2 separate regions of the Homo sapiens genome follow, and region 2 is linked to region 1. A link is an interaction called in ENCODE POLR2A ChIA-PET data of the cell type or tissue named here. Cell type or tissue: GM12878. All regions are shown on one strand. Each heading gives the region's core, and the rest is flanking DNA. Links, peaks and the distances in the headings are about the cores only. Region 1 overlaps PDSS1 (decaprenyl diphosphate synthase subunit 1). Region 2 overlaps ABI1 (abl interactor 1).

The links. ChIA-PET counts read pairs that join two places held together with the same protein. Peaks named below come from ENCODE experiments on the same cell type or tissue, not always from the same donor. Only the 100,000 strongest peaks of a DNase experiment are listed, where the experiment ranks them.
Region 2: POLR2A ChIA-PET joins it to region 1 with 6 read pairs; 3 of 35 experiments call an interaction of 5 or more read pairs at or near these places.

What each region holds. Positions count from the first base shown.
Region 1 is chr10:26,732,111-26,742,123 of GRCh38, forward strand. It overlaps PDSS1 (decaprenyl diphosphate synthase subunit 1), which reads left to right. Exons shown (of 12, transcript NM_014317.5): 9 at 3,130-3,210; 10 at 3,356-3,469. Among named protein-coding and RNA genes, the nearest start is that of PDSS1, 39 kb to the left of the region's middle. In GM12878, for the core only: no CTCF peak of the experiment used is centred there; DNase peaks (open chromatin) are centred at 5,251, 5,801, 7,261 and 8,290; H3K4me3 peaks cover 738 bases; H3K27ac peaks cover 4,694 bases.
Region 2 is chr10:26,800,577-26,810,589 of GRCh38, forward strand. The region is part of intron 2 of ABI1 (abl interactor 1); the gene reads right to left. Among named protein-coding and RNA genes, the nearest start is that of ABI1, 55 kb to the right of the region's middle. In GM12878, for the core only: no CTCF peak of the experiment used is centred there; no DNase peak of the experiment used is centred there; H3K4me3 peaks cover 950 bases; H3K27ac peaks cover 2,095 bases.

The sequences.
Region 1 (10,013 bases), core at 4,771-9,770:
TTCATGCTCCACCCATTTCCGGAAAGATGTGAGGCATCCCTCTGATGCTGAGCGCAAGTCTGTGCACCTCTTTGCCTTCTTGTATGTTGTGCTATGTTGCGTCCAATTTGTGGCAGTTGTTTTCTGTTTTCCTGCTACAGATCTAGGCAGTACTGACCTGGGATGGGGAAGCAGGACTCTCTGGCATGGTCTTTATGCTACCCCAGGGAAATCTGGGATAGTTGAAATCTGAGCAGTAATGTCCCTTCGCCATGTGTCAGGCAGAAGCTGCCCACTAAATAAGCTCTGTTCAGCATGTGTGGGCACAGAGGGGACAGTGCAGACAGACTGCAGCTTTATGCTTACTTGGACACATTCCTTGACCTCTTGGAGGTTCTATTTTGTTGCCCAGCATAGAAGCAGCACTCCTGTGTTGAAGTGATGAAGAGAACAGTGTCTGGAGCCAGACCATGTGGATGAAATTCAGGTTCCAGCGTGTTGGAGCCATGTAATGCCTGGTACCGTCTGTGTCTCAGTTTCTCGAACTTCATAAGTGACTTAAGATGTGAGAACTCTCAGAACAGTGCCTAGCACATAGTGGACGCTCAGAAATTGTTAGCTTTTATCATCACCAACCACATAATCCATATTTGTGGGATATTGTGAGGTTTAACTCAAATCATACAAAGTGTTCATCATATGTGCTCCACACATTTTAATCCATTAAAATGTTCACTAACAGATTTTTAGGCCGGGCACGGTGGCTCACGCCTGTAATCCCAGCACTTTGGGAGGCTGAGGCAGGCGGATCACCTGAGGTCAGGAGTTCGAGACCAGCCTGAAACCCCGTCTCTACTAAAAATACAAAAATTAGCTGGGCGTGGTGGCATACGGAGGTTGAGGCAGGAGAATCGCTTGAACTTGGGAGGTGGAGATTACAGTGAGCCCAGATCGTGCCGCTGCACTCTAGCCTGGGTGACAGAGAGACTCCGTCTCCAAAAAAAGAAATAGATTTTTAGAAAATCTTTCACTTTTCAGGAAGAAAGCTTATAGTCTCTGTGGCTCTGTGTTGAGGAAACAGCATTAATCTCACTACAGGAGACTGCTTCACTATCAGTTATTTCTACGTGGAAATATCTTGATTCCCAGTATCATTCTGTCCTGAGCCCAGCACATCCCAGGCTGCCCAAATCTTGCCATGCTCTCCTTTGAGCCAAGCTGATCTTAGCTTCTCTCGAAAGTTTCTGAATTGTCCCCCATATGGTCTCCCAGACTCTTCAGTTGAAAAAAGGAGCCCTCCCTGACAGCCCAGGGGTCGGTGCCTGCTCATGGGAAGGTGGTTGCTGTTGAAAGCAGTTATGAGCTTACTGTTCACTCAACTCAGTGGCCACCTGACCCTTTATGGTGCATGCAATTTTACCATGTACTTATGGCCAAGCACTACATAGTCAACAGACCTCATTAAGTTGTCAAAAAGCATTCTCAGGCTGAGGACGTTAGGCAACCTGGCTTTAGTTGGCAGAGGTGCGTGGACACTGCCAAGGCTCCTATTTCTGGTTCCAGTGGATGAGGTGGAGGAGGATTATTTGTAATAATAGCAAACAGCCAGGTGCGGTGGCTCACACCTGATAATCTCAACGCTTTGGGAGGTGGAGGTGGGAGGATCACGAGCCCAGGAGTTTGAGGCCAGCCTAGACAACATGGTGAGACTCCATCTCTATGAAAAAATTAAAAATTAGCTGGGTGTGGTTGCGCGTGCCTGTAGTCCCAGCTACTCAGGAGACTGAGGCGGAAGGAACCCTTGAGCCCAGGAGTTCAAGGTTACAGTGAGCTATGATCGCACCACTGTACCCCAGCCTGGGCAACAGAGTGAGACCCTATTTCTAAAAAGAGATAATAATAGCAAACACACATTGAGTTCTAACCAGGTGCCAGGCAGTATACTGAGGGCTTAAATGCAGCATCATGTCTGTTTCTCACAGCAACCCTACAAGGTAAGTGCTTGTGATTTCTACATTGTACAGATGAGCAAGAGAGATTCAGTAACATGCCGAGGTCTTGTAGAGGGCACAAATGCAGCCCCACAGTCTCACAGCAGAGCCCGCAGCACTGCACCACACTGACGCCTGAGCAAAGTTCACTCCCTGACTGGAGAGCCACAGAGGCACGACCGAAGGTCAGGGGACAGGGTTTCCTAGCATCCGCGAGCCTTACAGAAAGGCAACTGTGCAGTGCTCCAGCTGGCTTTCTCATGGAGAGTCAACAGAGACATTTCCCCTCCAGTAGAACACAGACCGTCTCTCCCCTCCCCCTTGTTGGTTTTACCCAGGCTTTGTTTTCTGAAAATGTGGCTGGGCCTGCTTAACATGCTTAGCAGGGCACTGGGAAATGCACTTCAGTGGCCGGTGCCAGCTAGCTTTTTGGAGTTTTAAAAAGACTTTCAGAAGTCTTATTTCTCCCCCATTGAAAGGAGGGAAAAGGGTTTTTATACAGTTACTTCTTTTGAGAGAAATGTGGAAACAGTGGGACCAGTGAAGTTCCTTCCGATAATGAAAGAGCGATATCTGTGTCTGAAGCAGGAGGCTTGAGATGATTTTTATGGACACACCAAGAAATAACTGCATTCAGAAACAGGTGAAATTCCCAACGATGATGAAAAGAAAGGACTACAGATGGGAAAATTGTGTGTGATTACATTAGTATCTCTTCCTGAAATGAGGGATACATTGATAGAGATGATTAAAGCCAACAGTAATCGGGCTAGCTTGCCGAGTGCTAGAAGTCAGTATTTCACAGATGGGGGTCCGTTTCTTTTGCATGTCAAGAAGGTTTACTTAGCATGTTACCAGCAGAACTAGTCCAGTTGTAGCTCAGTTTTTCCTAAGCAGTGGGAAAGGCTGCTTATCCTGTCTGAAAGCAGGGGTTGGAGAAGGAGAATTTTCTTAGAATTTAACAACACAATCTGAGACTGAAATTCTTGACTGGAAATGCGGTTTTGTACATGCTTGGTGTCCCTCTGATGTCAGCATCTCCTGAGTGTGTATAATCTAGCCCCGCTGCCTCCTATTTTAAGGAATTCCTTCAGCCAGGGGTCAGCTGCTTTGTTGCTGCCTGGAAGCAGCTTATCTCAGAATGCTCTTTCTGTTTCAGGTCTCTGTTCTAGGATGTCCCGACCCAGTGGTGCATGAGATCGCCTATCAGTACGGAAAAAATGTAGGAATAGCTTTTCAGGTTAGTATGCTTTTTATTTGTAAGAATGGTGGCGTAGTGATACAGTCAGCATTCTCCCCTAGTGTGTAATCGTCAAAATAGTAAGAACGATGGCAGCAGTGTTGGCATGGCGGTGCTCCTTACATCCCATTTTTCCTTTTGCCAGCTAATAGATGATGTATTGGACTTCACCTCGTGTTCTGACCAGATGGGCAAACCAACATCAGCTGATCTGAAGCTCGGGTTAGCCACTGGTCCTGTCCTGTTTGCCTGTCAGCAGGTAGGTTTTACAAACTCCCTTTGACACATCACTGCATAGCCCCACAGAACTGATGTCCCGCGGCACAGCTGATGGGAAGATTGCATAAAGGAATAGATGGGAAGGCATTCAGATAAGAGATCACAGGTCTGCATTTGATCCTGGCTGAGTGAGATGTTGGGGCTGGTCATTTCACCTTGCTAAGACTGTTTCCTTATCTGTGAAATTGAGAAGATCACCTTTCTCCCAGGGTGGTTGTGAGGATTAGCTAAGATCCTATTTGAGATCTTTGTGTCTTGTGGTGTGCCATAGGCATTTGAGGTAGCATCGTGATTATTTCCATATATTTTGGCCACTGGCAAAGTGAACGGTTTCTAAGTCTTGATTATAGGACTGGACTTTGGTGGTCCTCAGAGCCCCTTAAAAGGCATAGGAAGCATCAAGGGCCTCCAAGCATAAGAAATTCTCCGGTTCTAGAAGTTTAATGAGACTCTGCTGCTCTGAGAGAGGCTTTAGAACCTCGGCCATTGCCTCAAAATGTCAGGAAGTCAGTGGAGTGCAGTAGACCCACATAGTTCCTTCTTTCTCCGGATTGAGGGACTGAGTCCCCCTTAATGTGAATGAAAGGCTTAGGAAGCTTCAAAGATGTTCCCTCGACTGACAAAGCAGACATTCTCACAGCCTCCTCCAGACCCTGCCACATGGCTTGTGGCTGTACTGAATGTTACTTGAAATAAGTGAGACATTAGCTGGTGTTGGAACATCTCGTTAATAGATTTTCATCTTAGTAGTATTTAATTTGTTATGTTGCAAAGCAGTAAGATGTTCATCACCGTGCCATGAAATTCAACATTAGCTCTTTGGTGTAAAATTATAGTAACTTTTGGTCTTTCAGAGATTTTGCCTCTATTCTGTCTTCACGTTTACAAAGGTCAGTCATGTCCTCCATAAAATTCAGTGATTCCACTGTGATACAGAAACCACGGCCCTTGCTTTTGGTGGGTTTCTGATTGGAGAGAGGAAAGGTCATCTTTCACCCACTATCTAGCATAGCCATTGGCAGCATGATTCTTCCCAGGGGAGGCTGACGTTCTGGGTGGCTGGACCAGGCTACTTTGGCAGCTTGCTAAGGCTATGAATGGAGATGTTGGGGTACTCGGTAGGAACACCCACCCTCATTATTACAAGGCTTCCATCCTCTCAAACTTTGGAGGCTGAGGTAAGAAGTGAAAGGTATGCTGTAAATAGGTCCTCTCTCCCAATGAGGCTTACTTGCCAGCCCAAAATCAAAGAGTATAATACATGTGCCCAGTTTTGACAAAAATTTATAAAACCTCCTTTTGTACATTAAGGCAAGAGTGAGGAACATTTGAGCCATGTAGGTGTTATGCTGGGGATTAGAAAAATGAGGCACTGGCTACCAGTAACCTATATAACTGCGAACATTACTTCTCAGATACTTGTTAGTAAACATGAGTGAAGGAAAGCAAGATGGACTGAGTGTGCTGAAATCCAGCTAGCTTGGTAAAGATTCCTTTACCTAGGCTCAGATTATCAGGATAAAAGGAAAAAGCCTTTTTCCCTGGAGAAGTCTATGAGAAAGTTTTGGTTGCTCTATTTGTAAAAATCTTCAAATTGTTAAGTACTTGTTATGAACCCCAGGATACTAAGTTACCGGTTGAGTCCTACTTAAACCTTAAGGTGACTGGGTGAGAGGAGGCTGGCCTCTTCGGACTGTGTTTCACTCTGAATATATTTCAGAAGAAACTAACTTACTTTCCCCTACACACACAAAGGAGTAATGGCTATCTCTGCTTTCATATATAGTGGGGGAAAGGGGAAATGGACCTCTGCATAGTATCTGTCAGTAATCTACAAGAGACTGAAAAATGCTGGTTAGGCGGTGGCTCATGCCTGTAATCCCAGCACTTTGGGAGGCTGAGGCAGTTGGATTATGAGGTCAGGAGTTCAAGACCAGCCTGACCAATATGGTGGAAACCCCGTCTCTACTAAAAATACAAAAATTAGCCGGGCCTGGTGGTGCATGCCTGTAATCCCAGCTACTCGGGAGGCCAAGGAAGGAGAATCCTTGAACCTGGGAGGCAGAGGTTGCAGTGAGCCGAGACTGCACTCCAGCCTGGGTGACAGAGTGAGACTCCGTCTCAAAAAAAAAAAAAAAAAAAAAAAAAAAAAGGCTGGTTAAAAAAAGCAAGCAAAAGGAAAAAAAAAGATTACTGTACCCGAAGCCATGGTTTTATGTGTGCTTTGCTGGGAAATCCCAGTCATGAGGCACCTACTCATGCTCACCAGACAGCAGTGTTCTCATCTGCCCATAAGGCAGTGAGTTGAAAAGGCACATTGCAGCCTCAGAAAAGGGAACACAGAATGGAGTCCAAGCAGGAAGTGACTCTGGACAGGACTCATTTCAAAAGTAGACTGATGTTTCTGTCTTGTGGCACATGGGCCAGAAGTTAGCCAAGTATGTATTTATAAGTTGCCTTCTAATAAAACAGCAAGGTTAGGCTCTTTTGTGGAATACACTGTAAAACAAGAGATTCTTAGCAAGAAATGTGTCAAAAGATATATGGGACTAAGATTAATTCAGGTAAAAACAAGTTCCAAAAATAACGTAAGAATATGCAATATCTCCACTTAATGAAAATGTGTTTTTAGTTTACAAAGGATTCTTTCATACATTATCTCTAATCTCACAACTCCTCTTTGTGGTAGATATTATGGTGTTTATTCTGCAAGTAAGAAACTGATGCCCAAACCTCGCCAAAATTAAACATCTGGTAAATGGCACAGCAGGGAACTGAACAAGTCTAAGACCAGTATTCATTTTATTACATCATACATAGTGTTATTGCCACTGGTAATGCTGAGAAGTTAGTAGCTATGATACCACACAGGCCTTCCCACAGAGCAGGTAACTAACCCACCTGGGCACTGACGATACTCAAAGAATCATCTCTGTGTCATGTCTTTGCTATTGTAAACAACATACCTACTTGGTGGAGTAGTTCTAAGACGTCTGTAATCCTTTCCCTTTGGTAGGTGAGTTTTGTTTGCTGATGAGATGGTCTTTGAACTTTTCCATTTGTGAACACTGGACCAGGACAAGCATTCTTGGGAAACCACCTTTTCCTTTTTAATTTGGTGTGGTGGGTTGTCTTGGAGTTTACTCCAGCCAGCACTTGACAGAAACTCCCTGTCTTTTGGAATTCCTTTATTTTTAACATCTCTCTTAAGGGGTTTCCTGATAACAGTTGGTTCAGAGGATTTAAAAAGAGTTTTGGGGATTTCTGGAGAAGTCCCAGGGGATGACAGCGTCCTCCCATGTACGTATGTGTACATATTCTCTTTAAGAATAAAAACCTCATGTTAATTGGATTTTGAAAGCTTCAGAAACAAAATGGAAGTGTTTTACTTTCTCTGGTGAAACTTTTTTAATTTTCAAATATCTTTTTTAAAAAAACCAAATCTTTCCTTTCTTCTGCTTCTCTTCCTTATTTGATAAGTCACTAGACCCAAACGTCAGTTGTAGCCACGTTTCCAAATGCCATCACCAGCCCCTGCACCAGCTGCACAGGCCTTATGCTATCGTGGTGACTAGTTGGTGCCTTAGTGTTACCCAGTTTCGTTTGGGTAGACTCATACTCATCACCTTAGCAGTTTAGTTTATGGATGGGTTTCACAGAGTTACAACCCGATTTATCCACAGGTGGTTTTCCTACTCTTAAAAACAGCACCTGAGCAAACAGAATTTTTATTTGTCACTAAATCTGCAGGCAACTGTTCTTCCTGCTGTGTTTCTCTTTTCTTTTCCACATACACATTAAGGGGACTGGGGAGTGCCCGGGGAAGAGTTTGATATTTTGCATATTAAAATTGCACACATGACATGTTTGGAAGGAAGGATGTAGTCACTCAATGCAAATATTTTTTTCAAATTTTGCTTTCTCAATGCTTTTTATAGTAAAAGCATCAGTGAAAACACCCAATCAGCATATCTTACCACACTTGCTGGTACTGTAGAAAAAGCTTATACATCATAAACAAGGTAATGTCACCAGATGCCTACGAGAGAATCACATCAGTGTCAACGATAAAACCTTCTAGATATCCAGTATTGGTATGTGGTATTAAAAAACTAAAACAGGCTGTGTGTAGTGGCTCACGTCCATAATCCCAGCACTCTGGGAGGCCCAGGCGAGAGGATCACTTGAGGCCAGGAGTTTGACACCAGCCTAGGCAACAAGGCAAGACCCCATCTCTATAAAAAATTTAAAAATTGGCCAGGCACGGTGGCTCACGCCTGTAATCCCACTTTGGGAGGCACTTTGGGAGGCCGAGGTGGGCAGATCACGAGGTTAGGAGATCAAGACCATCCTGGCTACGGTAAAACTCCATCTCTACTAAAAATACAAAAAATTAGCTGGGCGTGGTGGCTTGCGCCTGTAGTCCCAAGTACTCGGGAGGCTGAGGCAGAGGAATCATTTGAACCCGGGAGGCGGAGGTTGCAGTCAGCCAAGATCGTGCCACTGCACTCCAGCCTGGATGACAGAGCGAAACTCCATCTCAAAAAAAAAAAAAAAAAATTAAAAAATTAGCCAGGTGCGTGCCTGTAGTCCCAGCTACTCGGGAGGCTGAGGCAGAGGATCACTTGAACCTATAGGAGTTTGAGGCTGCAGTGAGCTACGATTGCACCACTGCACTCCAGCCTGGGCAACAGAACAAGTCTCATAACAAAACTAAAACCTACTTGATTTGGCTTTTTTACCGTAGAAGTTGATTTGGGCTTTCCTGATTTCTAGTAGCTTGTTTTCTTCTTAAAAGACCCAGTAACTAAAGGAAATTACTGGTTTTCATAAGAACTAACCAGTTGCTGGCTCTATAAATTCTGTAAACACATTAGCAGTCTCCACATGTTTAGAGCTTTGTTCTGACACATATTTTGGTCTGAAAAAATTATTTCTTTGTCTGTGATCACTTGGCTGCGGCTTTTCTATGTATGCCCTATTTTTTCTTCTAGGATTACTAATACCATGGTCATGGTTACAGGACAACTTATTTCATCCTTCAGGTTCACTGCCAGGGAAAAACTGGCAGCTGCTGTAAGCACTGACGTGGCCAAAATCAAACACATCTTACCTCTTCCGTGGAGCCATAGACTGTTAGAGCTCAAGGGCTTCCAGTCATGAAGATGAGAAGCCTAAGACCCCAGGGGCTAAGGAAGTCACTCGGCTGTGGCAGCTGGTAGCCAAACCAAGACTAGAGTTCGGATCTAGGAAGTGAAGTGATTTGGTGTCCTGGCTTTTGTATTCTGTTAATGGTGACACTTCTAAATAGTTGCTAAGTATTGTAGAATATCGATTTTACCTTCAGTTCCTTTTTTACCTATTTTTTCTCTCTCTTCTTGCTATCATCTTAATTCAGGTCTTTTTTATAACCTACTCTAGTAACCTGTTTGTTCTGTCTACCTCTGACTCTTAATTCCATGGTTCTCAACCTTGGCGGCACATTAAAAATACCAGGGTGGGCGGGAGGAGGTTGAAAATCTTGGTGCCCAGGCTAAACCCCAAGCCAGTATAACCAAAGTCTCTGGGAACAGGATCTAGGCAACTGTATTTATACCTCCCCAGGCCAGGCGCGGTGGCTCACACCTGTAATCCCAGCACTTGGGGAGGCTGAGGTGGACAGATCACCTGAGGTCAGGAGTTTGAGACCAGCCTGGCCAATATGGCAAAACCCTGTCTCTACTAACAGTACAAAATTAGCCGGGTGTGGTGGCGCACACCTGTAGTCCCAGCTACTCAGGAGGCTGAGGCAGAGAATTGCTTGAACCCGGGAGGCAGAGGTTGTGGTGAGCCGAGGTCGTGCCACTGCACCACTCCAGCCTGTGTGATGGAGCAAGACTCCATCACAGGAGGGGGGGAAAAACAACAAAAAAACAAAAAACACTCCCCAGCTGATCCCAGTATGCAGTCAATGTCATGCACCGCTGCTCAGATCCACTCTACACACTGCTTAAGGCAGAGCTCTGCACATAATGCCCTCTGCTCAGAAACCTCAGTAGCTTTCAGTTGGTAATCAATTTAGAACTTAGAGTAGAATGCCTAATTCCCATCCTCATCCTAGGCCAGTGACTCTCAAAATGTTGGCAGAGACCAGAGATACTGGTGTCACCTGTTAGATGGTGGCATCTGTTAGAAATGCATGCCAAGGCTCCATCCCTACTCAATCAGAAACTGGGGGAGAGGCCCCACAAGCAGTACAGGTGATCCTGATACGATTTAAAGTTTAACAACCATGTTGTTTTTTATTTTTTATTTGAGACGGAGTTTCACTCGTTGTCCAAGGTAGAGTGCAATGGCGCAATCTCGGCTCACTGCAACCTCCACCTCCCCAGGTTCAAGCAATTCTCTTGCCTCAGCCTCCCGAGTAGCTGGGATTACAGGCGTGCACCATCATGCCCGGCTAATTTTTTGTATTTTTAGTAGAAACGGAGTTTCACCATGTTGGCCAGGCTAGTCTCAAACTCCTGACCTCAGGTGATCCGCCC
Region 2 (10,013 bases), core at 1,893-6,892, 66 kb after region 1:
GACCAGCCTGGGAAACATAGTGAGAACTCATCTCTATAAAATAAAACAAAAAAATAAGGCAGGAGGATCATTTGAGCCCAGGAGGTGGAGGATGCAACGAGCCATGACAGGACCATTACACTGCTGCCTGGGTGACAGACCAGGACCTTGCCTCAAAAAGAAAAAATCAAGGGGCCAGGCACAGTGGCTGACGCCTGTCATCCCAGCACTTTGGGAGGTCGGGAGTTCGAGACCAGCCTTACCAACATGGAGAAACCCCATCTCTACTAAAAATACAAAATTAGCCAGACATGGTGGCACACGCCTGCAATCCCAGCTACTGGGGAGGCTGAGGCGGGAGAATCACTTGAACCCAGGAGGCAGAGGCTGCGGTGAGCCGAGATTGTGCCATTGCACTCCAGCCTGGGCAACAAGAGCAAAACTCCATCTCAAAAAACAAAGGATCAAGGTCAGATGAGGTCAAGAGAAGACTGAGGAACTGTGCCAGACTGAGGAAGATGAAGGAGACATGACATTTAATGTTTCTGAACTGGATCCTTTCCTATGAAACTACTGGAACAACTGGCATACTTGAATGGAATTTGTTGATTAGATGGTAGCAATGTATCAGTGGTAATCACCCGACTTTGATGAGCGTAATACGGTGATGCAGTAAAATGTATTTGTTTCTAGAAAATACACACCATCGTGGCCGGGCACGGTGGCTCATACCTATAATCCCAGCACTTTGGAGGCCAAGGCAGGCGGATCACTTGAGCTCACAAGTTTGAGACCAGCCTGGGCAATATGGCAAAACCCTGTCTCTACAAAAAATACAAAAATTAGCCAGGCGTGGTGGTATGCACCTGCAGTCCCAACTACTTAGGAGGCTGAGGTGGCAGGATGACTTGAGCCCGGGACGCAGAGGTTGCGGTGAGCCAAGATCACGCCACTGCAGTCCAGCCTAGGCGATAGGACCAGAACTTGTCTCAAAAAAAAAAAGGAAAAAAGAAAATACACACTACAGTATTTAGGGGCAATGAGAGCATCATACCAGCAAGTTATTCTCAAACTGTTCAAAATAAAAAGCTCTTTTGTCCTATGCCTGTAACTTGCAATCCAATAAAATTTCTCTAAAAAGATACACTGATTTTTCATTAACTGAAGTAAAGAATTCTAATGGCCCTAAATTCTGCATCATACTCCTCCAAAGAGATGATGTGATTATCCTTCCACTCTAACATCCTTCCCTGTTATTTGTTGGATAAATGCATGCATGCATGCTAGACAATGGGAATAGAGCAATGACCATAATAGACCTCCTATGGAAGGCACATACCGAACAATCAGACAAATAGCTATATAATTCAAATAATAAATGCTATGAAGGGAAAGTATAGGATGCCACAAAAATAGTTAACAGAGACTCCTAATAGCATGTTTGCTGACAGGAAACAGGTCAGAAAGGAGAAACAGGGGAAAACCACCCTTTTAAAAAAGTTAGGTTAATAAGAACTAAACGAAGAGTGGGCATTAGCTAGGTGATGCATGTCTGTAATAACATATGTCAAGACACTAACATGGGAGAGAACATTTGTTATCCCTGGAAGTTAAAAGTCTAAGAAGAGTTAGGACAAGGCAAAAAATTAAGGCAGGCGCCAGATGCCAGACCTTTAAAGAACCTTTAAATGCCATTAAAAGTAATTTAGGATTTTTTCCCTTGTAGTCACTAATTTTCAAACCTTTTTTATTATTCAACCCTAATTTCAAATCAAGTCTTACAGAGACTCTCAATATATAATATAAACTAAAACAGCACTGTCCTATCTAAAGTGGGTAGAGTGCTTTAGAATTTCACCGACTGAGGCTCCTGTTTACCTAAAATGAGGGCAAAGGCAAAAACAGGCAATTGTTTGAGAGAGAGAAGGCAGTATCACAAATAATACATGTTGGGGATATACTAGCTAGACTTCCAATCAAAAACTAATACAATAAATCAATGACAATCATTCACAGAGCATTTACATACAAAGGAAGTAAACACAATGGAGTGATGAGGGGAAAGGGGAAAACATGGTAAATATAGGAAGTAGCGCTAACAGCAGGAGCAGTACTTCTAAATCCAAATGGCAAGGGGTGGGAGAGATTACAACAATGTGGAACAGAAAGTCACACAGAGAAGACCACCTGGAGGAGGCAGTACCTGTGTCCGGACACTGCCAACCCAAGGTAACCTCACAGCGAAGAAACCAGGGAAATAAATATTCTGAATTGGCCTTTCTCACTGCTTCCAATCTACCTGTTTTCTACACTAGCTGAACTGTGATCCAAGTCACAGATACTGATTGACAAAATCCATACAAGTAAGCCTACCGGGCACAGAACAGGAGAGAAAAAGGAAAGCATAGATCAGGAAGATCAAACAGAAGCTATCTGTCATGCAGGAGTATATATAGAAGTACTAGGAAAAATCAAACCTAGTGTTCTGGGAGCAAGGAAAAGGTTTCCATTAGGCAGAGACAATTAAGACGAAGCCTAAACAATGAGCAAGAGTTAGGCAGAAGAAATAGGGGAGACAGACATTCCAGGCAAAGGGACTAGCACTACAAACATACACTTCCAGAAGAGTAAATAAATTAGGATGTTTGAAGCACAGAATATGAGGGAAAAAAAGGGAAAAGAAGAAAACTAGAGCAGCAAGGGGAAATAAGATCAATCTTTTATACCATGCTTCCCTTCCCTTTACCTTTAGGCTAAAGGCAAAGTTTAAGAATTGACATGACCTCATCTGACAGAAATGGGTGTGGGTTTTTAATAAAAGTAACAGGTACAGGGATTTTTTAATGGCTGAAGTCCATTTGCTCTCCTATTTCTTGGTTAAATAGCTCTTGCCTGGTCATTTCACAAGAATTGCAAGGCAGAGTGGAAATGTAGAGAACAATGCAAACACCAGTAATACTAAATTATTACACAAATTCTAATCTACGTTATCCTTTTCAATTTCCCAAATTTTGACTTTTTCAGGAAACAGGCAGGCAAAAATGTTTAGTGATCACATTAAGTCATCTGTTTAACATTCTGAACCAAATAATTGATAATTGAAATTTTACACTAGAGTGTATCCATTCTGCTTCAAAATGGAGAATCTTTCTAAAAATAAAATTGACATCGTGCCCTATTTGCAAAGAACTACAGATTTTCTAAAGTGACACACTGAAAATTTAAGAGACTTGAGGATCAACTCCTTGCCAGGCCCTATTGAAGATACTAGGGATACAGTGATATACAAAACAGATAAGGTTCCTGTCATCATTAAACTTAACCTCAAAAGAAAGAATAGCCATTAAATAAGTACGCATACAAATAAACATAATTACAAACCTGGTATGTAGTACAAAGGATGAAGTAAAAAAAAATTCTGCTATGTAGTACAAAGGATGAAATAAAAAAAAAAAATTCTATTATATTAAGAACAAATATAATTGATGACTCTGCAAAAGCAATGTCCAGGGAGTGGAAGGAAACAAAGTCAAATACAATAGATCGGCTGGGTGTGGTGGCTCATGTCTGTAATCCCAGCACTTTGGGAGGCTGAGGCAAGCAGATCACCTGGGGTCAGGACTTTGAGACCAGCTTGGCCAACATGGCAAAACCCTGTCTTTACTAAAACTACAAAAATTAGCCAGTCGTCGTGGTGCATGTCTGTAGTCCCAGCTACTTGGGAGGCTGAGGCACAAGAATCTCTTGAACCCGGGAGACAGAGGTTGCAGTGAGCTTAGATCGCACCACTGCACTCCAGCCTGGGTGACAGAGCAAGGCTCTATTTAAAAAAAAAAAAAAAAATCACAATGGATTGAGGCATACATATGTTTGAAGGAAGAAGCTGCCAGGAAACAGCAGATTCAAGAACTTGGTTGTAAACTGACAACAGAGAAAGGCAATATATCAAAAGGCATGGTTAGGAAAACTTAAGATGGGAAGACATACACATGTTAAATGTTTATTCGAAGTGGGAACACAAGAGAGATTGAATATAAGAGAAAAAAGGGATGACAGATATGATGACTAATAATGCCAACACTATGTAAAGGTAAATGCTTTATAAGCAATTCCTTATTTAATCTCCAAGGTTAGCACTATTGTCCAAATTCTGCATATGAGATAACTAAACTCAAAAAGGTAGGTAGGAAAAATCACACAGTGACAGAACATGGCTTCAAACACAGGTCTTTATGACTCCAAAATACACCACACTGTCTTATTCTTTCCATATCCTTATCAAACTATGTAAATGCCAGTTACTATGTAATAAAGATACAGAGATGAATAAAACATGGTCCTTATCTTTAAAGAGTAAGGTAAGGAACACAAACATATACCCAAAAATCAATGTAAAAGAAGGAATAAGTTAGAAGGTATAAAACAAAGAGAGGGCCAGTAACTCTATCCTGAGCTGATTAGTGAAGACCTCAGACGGTGTTCCTATTAGGCAGAACAGAAACAGGACAAACTGAATTCCAGGTAAGACAAACACATAATTGGAAAAACAAAGACGCACAAATTTACAGCTGTGTCTGCAACACTTCAAGAAGCTGGGCATGGCAGAAATAGGAGAGTTGAAGAGACCACATCAATGAGACTTTTATGCCATGCTATGGTATCTGAACTATAGGAAGTAAAAATCCATTTCCAGACTTTAAAGCAAGATTAGGCTACTGTGAAGACTCAGACTTCAGAGGTCTGAGCAGTAGCCTGGTGAGTGAACGGCTTACAGACAACCAAAAGAACATGAAATTTGGAAGGAGACTCCCAAACTAGCTGTTTATACTCAAGCTCAAGGACAGTTCCAAAGTCACTTTTTATTTAAAAAAAAAAAAAAAAGGTAGTTTTTATTCTAAGGTTAATGAGAACACTCCGTTGTCATATTTTAGGACACAACAAAGAAATGGTTTCACCCACACTTTGTGATCAACAGGGAGGGACTGAAGATTTGCTTCCTTAACCCCACAAATACAGATTATTTGAGGCAGAATGCAGGCTTAGGTGATTCATTTCTCCAAAAAGCATATTGAACAGAAGCAGGATTGCCAGCTGTTTACCCTAAAAGCAAAGAACAGAGTCTCCAATTTCCAAAAGATACTGCCTTTCCTTTGATTCAGGGCATATCACGTCAGTCTGCCATCTGATGGTTCAGGAAGACTGATGCTTATTTCTGCTAAGCATATTGCTCTGACTCAGGAGCTGTGTAATTCCAGCACCCAGCAGATACAAGAAGCAGAGAAGAAGCCAAAGGATACCAGCTACTCCCCTAGCACAACACAATTAGCCTCAGCAATGAAACCAAATCAAAGGAAAATAAGCTATAATTTAGAACTTTAGGTTTTTGCAAATTGATCTCCAGGTACTTTCCTCATTGCAGAAATCATACCCTACATTCTAATCACCCTGAAAAAACCATGCATGTCTTTCTCTAATGCCATTACCTCAGACTGGAATGCATCTATACTCCGTATCAACATGATAAATGAACAGGCTTCCTTTAAGACCCAATTCAACTGTTATTCCTTCAAGCCATGCTGTAAAACCAGCTCATTCAATCTTCATTCTACCCTCCTGATCCTTGCCCCAAGAATATCTGCTTGCACTGCAGAAGCTAAAAAGCTAAAATCAACATTGTCCAGTTGTTCTCACCACCAGGCTTCTGGATACAATTTCTGATCTATCAATAAAATACTTTCATGGGATTTGGAAACTGAAAGTGAAGTGGAGATCTCTTATTACCACTTTACATTTCCTATTGGCAAAGTAAGTCAAGAAATAAGGTTTTTTTCCAAATTGATGCTCCAGTGTCCATTCTCCAACTGTTTGGATGTTTACAGGCAACCGCACTGGAAACAACAGCTGGACTCCAAGTTCAATGCCCAGTCACCAGGTTTGTGGGTGTCAAGAGGCAGTTGAGGCAGCAACAATGGCAGCAGCTTTCTAAGCCATGGCCTGAAACCCTTGCATAACGTTCTTAAACTCAGTAATTCCTGTGGCACCATCAGTGGTTATAGCTTCCCCAGCAGATCAGTTTTTGAGTTCTGGAACTTATTTGTGGAGAGTAAATTTATATTTAAGATAGTTAGAATGGTTTCTATCTCCTGGTCCTTGAATCATATACACCAAACAAGTTAACACCTTACAGGGGAAGCAGCACACCAAGAAGGAAAGAAAATGAGTAATATCAGTGCAAGAGGCTAACAAACTGGTAAGTGCCAGTTAGACCTTAGATACATGAGAAAAACAATGAATTAGACTAGAATCAGTATCCTAAAATTCCCTTTGACTACAAAAAGTTTTAAGTCCCTGAATCCACAAGTTGTCACACATAAGAAATCATCATTTGTCCAACATGCATGTAATTGCAAGTTTTATCTCAATTGATTATCTTTTTTTCTTGAATATTGGCCATGTTTTCATGGTTCTTCCTAAGTATGGTAATTTTAGATTACATTTTATATGTGGTAAATGATACCTTACAGAAACTCTAGATTCTGCTATAGTCCTTTAAAAAATGTTTTGATTTTCAAGGGCAGAAAAATTAAAAAGATAAAGAAGTAGAAAAGAAAAAACAAACAAAAAATGTTTACAGTAGGCCAGGCACAGTGGCTCACGCCTGTAATCCCAGCACTTTTGGAGGCAGAAGGTGGTGGATCGCTTGAGCCCGGGAATTCGACACAGGTCTGGGCAACATGGTGAAACCCCATCTCTACAAAAAATACGAAAAATTAGCCAGGTGTGGTGGTGCATGCCTGTAGTCCCAGCTACTTGGGAGGCTGAGGTGGGAGGAGGAGGCTTCACCTGAGCCTAGGAAGACAAGGCTGCAGTGAACCATAATCACACCACTGCATTCCAGCTTGGGCGACAAGAGTGAGACCCGGCCTCAAAAAAAAAAGTTGATACTAAACTTAGCTTGACTTAAATCGCAAACTTTCTCCTCCAAGATGGGCAGCAGCTGAAATCTTTGTTCAGTTCTTTTATCCTTGGCTGAGTTGCATGCAGTTCGCTCCACACACAGCTCAGCCTGTAATACAGGCAAAGTTTTAACACAAAATTTGGGGCTCTTTCCCTTCAGGTCTCTCTTTCCACTCACTTTCCAGCTGTTGTGGTCACCATGAACTCTGCCCTCTGGGTCACAAGCTATATGCAGTTTCCTAACTGAGTTTTAGCTGTCTAGCATGGTGCAAAACTAGCTACAAAAATAGCAAACCCAGCCGGGCATGGTGGCTCACGTTTGTAATCCCAGCACTTTGGGAGGCCAAGGTGGATGGATCACTTGAGGTCAGGAGTTGGAGGCCAGCCTGGCCAAAATGGTGAAACCCCGCCTCTATTAAAAATACAAAAATTAGCTGGGCGTGGTGGTGCATGACTGTAGTCCCAGCTACTCGGGAGGCTGGGGCAGAAGAATTGCTTGAACCCAGGAGGCAGAGGTTGCAGTGAGCTGAGATCGCACCATTGCACTCCAGCCTGGGCGTCACGAGACTCTGTTCAAAAAAACACAAAAAAGTAGCAAACCAACCAGGGCTATTTCATTTTTAAAAGTGTATAATAACAATCTCTTATCTGTAGTTTCGGTCTGCTATTAGTTGTTCTTCAGGTACTCTTTGTTTTTTATATTTTGTTCAGAGTTTAAGTTATCTGTAAGAAGACTCATTTGATAGGAACTATTCTGTTATTACCACAGGAAGAATGTTTGGTTGGTTTACTCCTGGAACAGAAACTAAATCCATAGCATTGCCCCTATTCTCTATCCTAAAAATAAATAATATTCTGACCCCATAAGGGTGATGGTTCAAGTTTCATTCTTTGTTCACTCAGGGGTGGGATGGCGGGCTGGTGTGTATGCATGTGTTAAAAGAACATAACTGGGTCCCAGCACTTTGGGAGGCGGAGGCAGGTAGATCACCTGAGGTCAGGAGTTCAAGACCAGCCTGGCCAACATGGTGAGACCCCATTTCTGCAAAAAATACAAAAAATTAGCCGGGCATGGTGGCACGTGCCTGTAATCTCAGCTACTCAGGAGGCTGAGGCAGGAGAATCGCTTGAACGCAGGAGGCAGAGGTTGCAGTGAGCCGAGATCATGCCACTGCACTCCAGCCTGGGTGACAAAATGAGACCCCGTCTCAACAACAACAACAAAAAAGGTAACTGGGAGATGGAACAGTCTGGGTTATTCTAACTATGGATTTCACAGATTAATAAATTGTTTTTAAAAGATTCCAGAAGAAAGGGGGAGGGGACAGGGAGGGGAGGCAGACAGACAAAGCAAAGGAGTAGGGGAGAAGGGGGAAAGGTAATAAAGGACGGGGAGACAGACAGACACAGAAAGAGAAGTACAAAGTATTGCTGCCAATTTTATTGGCCAATAAGGACATTTAAAAAAAACAACTGGCCGGGCACGGTGGCTCACGCCTGTAATCCCAGCACTTTGGGAGGCCGAGGCAGGCGGATCACCTGAGGTCAGGAGTTTGAGACCAGCCTGGCCAACATGGTGAAACCTCGTCTCTACCAAAAATACAAAAATTAGCCGAGCATGGTGGTGGGCGCCTTTAATCCTAGCTACTCGGGAGGCTGAGGCACGAGAATCACTTGAACCCGGGAGGCGGAGGTTGCAGTGAGCCGAGATTGTGCCACTGCACTCCAGACTGGGCGACAGAGTGAGACTTATCTCAAAAAAAAAAAAAAAATTACTAGTCCTCACAGTAATCCCTACACTTTGGGACACCAAGATAGAAGGATCACTTGAACCCAAGAGTTCGAGACCACCCTGGGAAACATAGTGAGACCCCATCTCTACAAAAAGATGAAAAAACCAGCCAAGCACGGTGGCATGCATCTGCAGTCCTAGCTACTCGGGAGGCTGGGTGGGCGGATCCCTTGAGCCAGGGAGTTTGAGGATACAGTGAGCTATGATCACACCATTGCACACCAATCTAGGTGACAGAGCGAGACCCTATGTCCAAATAAATAAATAAATAAAATAAAAATAAAACAAAAATATTACTATAAACTTTCATTTTCACATAAAAAAGGGGGGAAATATTAGAATCAATATATAAGCCTTACCTGACAACAATTCATTAACTTATAATACATATGGACACTAATTAATGTTACTTTTCTTTCTGCATAAACCAAAAACTGTGAGAAAACAGCACTAGCCCTGATAAAACTCTAGACACTGAAGCCTGGTGGAGCTTGCCTGGTGGAGCTCCCTGGATGGTGAACACGCTGATGAGCAAGGAGGGTAGCATGCCCTGATTCCACAAGAAGAGGGCATGGAAGCTCTATGTTTGGAAACTCCCAGACCTTGCCCTGTGTGTCTCTTCATTTGGCTGGTCCTGATCTGTATCCATTAAATAAAATCGTAATCATATGGGTAGTGTTTCCCTGAAATCTTTGAATCATTCCAGTAAATTATCAACCCTGAGAGGGGTTGTGGGAAACTCCCCAGATTTGTAGCTAGTTGGCCATAAGTATGGGTAGAATGGGGACCCTACTTGCCACTAGCACCTGAAATGAAGGCAGACTTCTGGAACTGAGCCCTTCCCTTGTGTGGTCTGCACTAACTCTGTGTGATCAGTGTCAGAACAGTACTGCAGTACCCCACTGGTGTCAGAATACCAAACCCCTAACAGAACTTCTTCCATCATATCTTACGCAAGCTAACCCTATATGCTGGGGATATGGTAGGAATGAAGCCATAAACATGTACAACTTGTATCATCATGCAATCTGCACCAGCCCCACTCTTCAAAATTTCTGGCTCCTTAAGGAATTTCAGCAAATCCACCTCCAGAAAAATTATCTTAAAAAAAAATGTTACTTACTATAAATAGAGAAACCGGTGTTAAATCCCATGAACACTTTTTAAATTTTTTGAAGTAAATGTTTTTATAACACCTCAGGGATCGGCAAACTTTTTCTGGACACAATCAGAGAGTACATCTTTAAGACTTTGCAGGCCATATGGCTTCTGTCGTAACGACTCA